2 separate regions of the Homo sapiens genome follow, and region 1 is linked to region 2. A link is a loop called in an ENCODE intact Hi-C map of the cell type or tissue named here. Cell type or tissue: GM12878. All regions are shown on one strand. Each heading gives the region's core, and the rest is flanking DNA. Links, peaks and the distances in the headings are about the cores only. Region 1 has its middle 290 kb from the start of BTBD3-AS1. Region 2 overlaps BTBD3-AS1 (BTBD3 antisense RNA 1).

What was found. Peaks named below come from ENCODE experiments on the same cell type or tissue, not always from the same donor. Only the 100,000 strongest peaks of a DNase experiment are listed, where the experiment ranks them.
Region 1: a loop joins it to region 2, with 2.5 times the contacts of the local background. A loop is called at or near these places in 4 of 110 quality-filtered maps.

Annotation. Positions count from the first base shown.
Region 1 is chr20:12,206,247-12,209,173 of GRCh38, forward strand. No RefSeq gene overlaps it. Among named protein-coding and RNA genes, the nearest start is that of BTBD3-AS1, 290 kb to the left of the region's middle. In GM12878, for the core only: a CTCF peak has its summit at 1,777; no DNase peak of the experiment used is centred there.
Region 2 is chr20:11,911,313-11,914,239 of GRCh38, forward strand. BTBD3-AS1 (BTBD3 antisense RNA 1) reads right to left here. Exons shown (of 3, transcript NR_186407.1): 2 at 2,002-2,364. It also overlaps a transcript of BTBD3 not described here. Among named protein-coding and RNA genes, the nearest start is that of BTBD3, 5.1 kb to the right of the region's middle. In GM12878, for the core only: a CTCF peak has its summit at 1,193; no DNase peak of the experiment used is centred there.

The DNA of each region.
Region 1 (2,927 bases), core at 316-2,815, 300 kb after region 2:
GCTTGGAAGTATTTTCTCATTTTAAACCTTTGGAAGAGTTTCGGGAGGACTGGTGTTAGTGATTCTTTAAATGTTTAATGGAATTATTCAGTGAAGCCATCTGATCCTGAGCATTTCTTTGTTGGGAAGTTCTGATTACTGATCCAATACCCTTACTAATGATAGGTCTCTTCAGATTTTTCTATTTCTTTGTGATTTAGTCTTTGGTAGGCAGTGTATTTCTAAGAATTTATGCATTTCTTTTAGGTTATCCAATGTGTCAGCACATACTTGTCCATAGTGTTCTCTTTTAATTTTTTATTTCTGTGGTATTAGCCATAATGTTCCCTGTTTTATTTCTCTTTTAGTAATTTGAGTCTTCTCAAATTTATTAAGTTGTTTAAAATTTTAAAGTCACAGCATTCTATTTTAAACTGGTAATAACAATTTCAAGTTCATATTAAAACTCTATTCTTTTGCAGGTCTCCTCTTCACTTTACGTTATTGATCTCACAACCTACATCTTGATATATTGTTTAGTCATTGGCATATATATAGTATTTTAAAAATGTTTTTGTCATTTAAATTATATGCATCAAATTTACAATAAAATAGGTTAGTATATTTGTTCATGTATTTACCTTTACTAAAGAACCTTATATTTTCTAAGCCTTTGTATTACTATCTATGGTTCTTTCATTCTAAGTTGAAGGTTTTCCTTTAGCATTTCTTCTAGAGCATGTTTAGTGGTAATGAACTCTCTCAGCTTTCATTTATCTGAATACATCTTAATTTCTTCTTCATTTTTAGAGGACACTTTTGCCGGACACAATATTCTTGGTAGACAGTTTTTGTTTTTTTTTTTTCTTTTAGGGCTTTGAATATATTCTCCCACTCCTTTTAGCCTACAAAATTTCTGCTGAATAATACGTTGATAATGTTATGGAAACTCCATTCTACATAACAAGTACCTTTACTGTTACTGCTTTTGAAATTCTTTCTTTGTTTTTTATTTTAGATAATTTGATTATAATATGCCTCAGTGTGGTTCCCTTTGGATTTATCCTATATGGAGCCCTTTGAACTTCTTCAATCACTATACCAATTTCTTTCCTCAGATTTGGGAAGTTTACAACCATTATTTCTTCAAATAAGTTGTATGCCCCTTAATCTCTCTTTTCTTTCTGGATTTTCCATAATACACATATTGGTTGCTTAATAGAGACCCATAAATCTCTTAGACGTTTTTTCACTTTTCTTTATTATTTTTATATATACTTTTTGCTCCGCTGACTCAATGATTTTAAATGAAGTTTCTTCAATATGCCTGATTCTTTCTTCTGCCTAATCAAGTCTGCTTTTGAATGCTACAAATACATTTTCAGTTCAGTTGTTGTATTTTTCAGCTTAGAATTTCTGTTAATTTTTTTCATAGTTTCCATCTCCGTGGATATTTTTATCCCATTTTTCTAATTTTGTTTACTTTGTGTAAATAAAATTTTGCTTAATTTTGTTTACATTTGTGTTCTCTTTTACTCATTAAGCATTTTTATGACAGCAGTTTTAAATGCTTTGTAAAGCAGTTCATAGATCTGCATTTCTTTAGGGTCAATTTCTGTCTTTTGATTGCGCCACGTTTTATTTACTTTATAAAACATGGGCCATGTTTTTCTGCTTTGTTGTTGATTAATTCTTCCCCTGACCTGTATACTGGCTTTGCACAGACGAGGGGTTTCACCAGTCAGCCTGGCTGGGAGTTCTAGACCCTCTCAAATGGTTTCAAATCTTTTCATCCCCCTTGTGTCTCCCTTTGGAACTGCACCTCTAGCATGCTGTGTACCCTGATTTCAGCTACTTCCAAATTCTGGCACCTGATGCCTCAGTGCTCTGAGTCAAGCCAGATAGAAACCAGTCCCCCAGGCTGCTCCTGGGCAAGACAATACATGGTCCACCCTTTTGTTTGCATTTGGAAAGAGGAGCCCTGTAAGATAGGTTTCCTCCCACTTGGTTTATGGTATGCTGCATAAGAGAAGAGGAATCAATAGGTATGCCAAATGCCCTGATTTTTACTACAGATTTCTCTGGAATTTCATCTTGATTCTATATGGCCTGGGTGCTGCAGCCTCCTACCTGGTCTCTAGAGTTTTCAGAGGTATTTTGGTACATATATTGTCATTAACTTGGTGTCTCTGTGGGGGAAGAAGGGCCAGTAGCTTCCTAGTCTGCCATCTTGCAGACTTGTCTGGATGCTCTTTTATGCAATATTTTTAGAAATCAAAGTAAATGCACAGAATTCATTATAGAATTTCAAAATTTTAACTAAAGGTAAGATCAGAGTGTATATTATATTTTTAAAGTAAAGTTCTTAGAGACCACTGACTTGTTACAGGTAATACATCTTTAATGCAAGGAAGAAAAGTTATGTGTGATTTAGTATGTTGTCACTAGTTCAGGCTCATAGGCTAAGATGGTTGCAACCACTTCAAGGAATAGATGGAATCACCTTATGGAAAACAGATTTTCCATTAGGCTAAGATGCAGAATTTTTAAAAAAGTGGAAGGAAAACAATGTGTTTTCAGATTTTTTTTTAAAGTTGGAGGAAAATAATGAAATACGAGAGGTACATTTTGTCTTATTTAATATGATCAGACAGCTTATGGTCAACAGATAAGCAAAAATGAAGGAAAACTTCGGATGGAAAAGTTAGAGGGCCAAAGTGTGTGTTACATAATGCATTCTTGCTAAGGCAAGTTAAAGAGGATATTTTTGATCCTCGTACCTTAATACTCAAAGGAGAAATGCAAATTTTGAAACAAAAGATATATTATCTGTTGTAAAATGCATCTTCCATTTTGCAAGTCCGTTTGGAAAAAGGTAGTAACTGAAAATTTAAACAGCAAAATTTTAAGTCTTATTAAAAATTTGTCTTTGAATTGTCCCTAAATTG
Region 2 (2,927 bases), core at 202-2,701:
AATCATATTAAAATGTAAAGAAAATTATATTAAGTAAATAACTATTTCTGGCAAATATTATACAGATTTTTTAAATCCTAGAAACCTATAATTGGAAAAGATAGGCGATCATGTAGTCAATACACCTGAGGAAATGTACCATGAGATCATCTAGAGCAGAGTTGTCTAACCTTTTGGCTTCCCTGGGCCATGTTGGAAGAATTGTCTTGAGCCACACATAAAGTATGCTAACACTAAGGATAGCCCATGAGCTAAAAAAATTGCAGAAAAAAAAAATCTCATAATGTTTTAAGAAAGGTGGCGAATTTGTTTGAGGCTGCATTCAAAGCCATCCTAGGCCTCTTGCAGGGCCGCAGGTTGGACAAACTTGATCTAGAGTATGTAAAACTTAGCAATTGGTTGCCTTTTTTTATTGAAGTATCTTCAACTTTACAAAAGAAATTATAATATTCCTTTAAATAGCCATCTTCAGAGTATCTCCTGGTAAACTTTATATACCCCTTTTCAAGATCACTTAATGTATGGAAGAGAATAATTTGGGATTTAGATGAGTAGTTTAGTATTCCAAACAAGGTGCACACTGAGACACAGTGTGTATGTAAGAGCTATAATCGTCAAATGTCATGGTAAGTGCCATATGGAATTTTAAAAAGAATCATCGTTCCCTGCCTTCTAAGAATTACCACATTCTACCTTTGGGCATTCCTCCCCACCCCCCGCTCACCCCAAATCTAAAGTACAATTCAAGGTTAACTGGAGCTCTGTGTGGTGAAAAGGTGGCTTAATGAAACTGACCATGAACCTTATACTGTGGACAGCACTGAGGTATGCCTTGGCCAAATACTTGGCCTTAGTTATCAACCTTGGTGCTGGAATTCAAACTGGGTCATTGTCGAGAGAGGCCAAATTGAGTTGCTAGTGAGATATGGCTGGGTGGCTAGATGGGCTCCTTGCAGGAGGCTGTCTCAGGAAGTGGGCACAGCAGTGAATCAGCCAACAGGTGGCCTCATGGAGGTTTGAAGTCCACAATGGGCACCCAGCCTGAAGTGTGGGTTCAAGTGCAGGTTTGGAAATAACACTGTGGGATTTGGACATTGGGTGTGGACCGGATCACAGTGCACAGCACAAATCTTGCTTATTATTGAACCTTCCCTGCAAAATCAGATTCACAGCAAAATGGGACCTGCTTGGCCCATAGGTGGGGCTAGAGGAAGCCTGCAGATAGGATGAAATGTCAGTAGCTGTGCAGTCTGAAAAGAGTACAAGGATGAGGAGCTAGATTAATCTTTGAGATTTTGTGTTTTAGATGATTGCATCACAAACGTTTCCTGCTTTGGGCACAATTGCTGCTAATGGTGAGAACTTACCTTTGTAGACTGTTTTTAACTAAAGTGCTTTCACAAAACATATAATCTTGCCTTCACAATAAACCTGAGGGAGAAGCTGGGTCTAATTACCCCATTTGGCAGATGTGGAAAATGAGGCTCACAAATACTGACCTTAAGGTCACTTGTTGTTAGCTCTTGCTTTTTTAGCTATGCTATGCTTCCAGCGCTTGACTCCATATTTATTTCCAAATTTAGAAAGCATATATAGTCTGTTTTCCAGCAGCTTCTGCTGACTTTGGGGACTGCCAACATTTTGTTGCTTATCTTTTTACCTCCCAAATCAAAAGCATAATTTTTGCTCAGTATTGAAGGGACAAATAAGCAAAAACAAAACACTATTCCCTCATAACTTACCAGATTAAACTACTCTCCTCTGTTAGGTTATGTTAATCATTTTTGGAAGTGATAGGTATTTCTTCAGTCTACCTTACCTTGTTTAAACCTCTGTTAACCTCACTGCTGTTGCTTTTTAGCGGCCTTGTAGTAAACCATGTACAAGTCCAGACAAGGAGTCCAGAGTTAGAGCAAGTTAAACAAGAGTTGCCAGCATTATTAGTTGTTGACATAGAAGTTGGTGTTAACCGTGAATAGCTGGTTTCTAACTTTATTTTACCTGGAGAGCCTCTTCTGTTTTTGAGCAGCGTCCTCACTGCAGTTCCTTCCTTCCATCTCATTCCACAAGTATCCTTTCAGCATTCTTGCCTGTAGTGTGCCCCTACAGGGGTGCAGACTACATATGTTCATGGTTTTCATCTTTGTAAACTTTAAAAGAAAGCTCTTCTTTTAAAGTAGATTAGAAATATGACAATTGAGCATTCTGTAAGTGTGTGAGGTAATTACTGTGAGTGAATATTAGAGTGAATGAAGCAAACAACATGACAAGCCAGGAGATCCGCCTCGTAGTCCAGGTGTTGCCCCACTTCTTTACTGTGGAATTTTCACAAACCCCTTATACTTCTGACACCAGTTGCCATACCTGTGAAAAAAGAGTTGCATTAAATGATTTCTGGAGTCCCGTTCAGTTTCAAACCTCATTCAGGTCTGCAAAGTGAATATGTCAGATTGTATTAAATAAAGGTAGGATTGCTGACAAACCTTCCAGTGGTGAAAAGGATGATCTAAGTGAGCTTAAATTCTGTGGATAATTTTGTTATTATTGGGAATTGAATGGAAATAGGTTAACAGTGATTCAGCTTTCTGGCAATTATAAAATCAACTGAAACACACTATTATTAGCTAACTTTTTAAGTTTGGTTTCTAGTCTTGCTCACCGCCGTATGCCCAACACCTAATACACTGCATAGTCAGTATGTTTTATTTTGGGAATACTTTCATACAAACTTGATGGACTTCTTGGCCTATTTACCTCATTAGGGCAGACAGCTCTAAAATTCAGGAAGTGTAGAAACAAGTGATAAAATGCCTATTGGAAAGAAATTTTAGGAGTAAAATGTAGCAGTAGACATCAGGCTGCTATCCTTTTTTACCCTTCAACCCAGTGGGTGATGTTTCTGGGTTACAGACTCAACAGATGGAGTT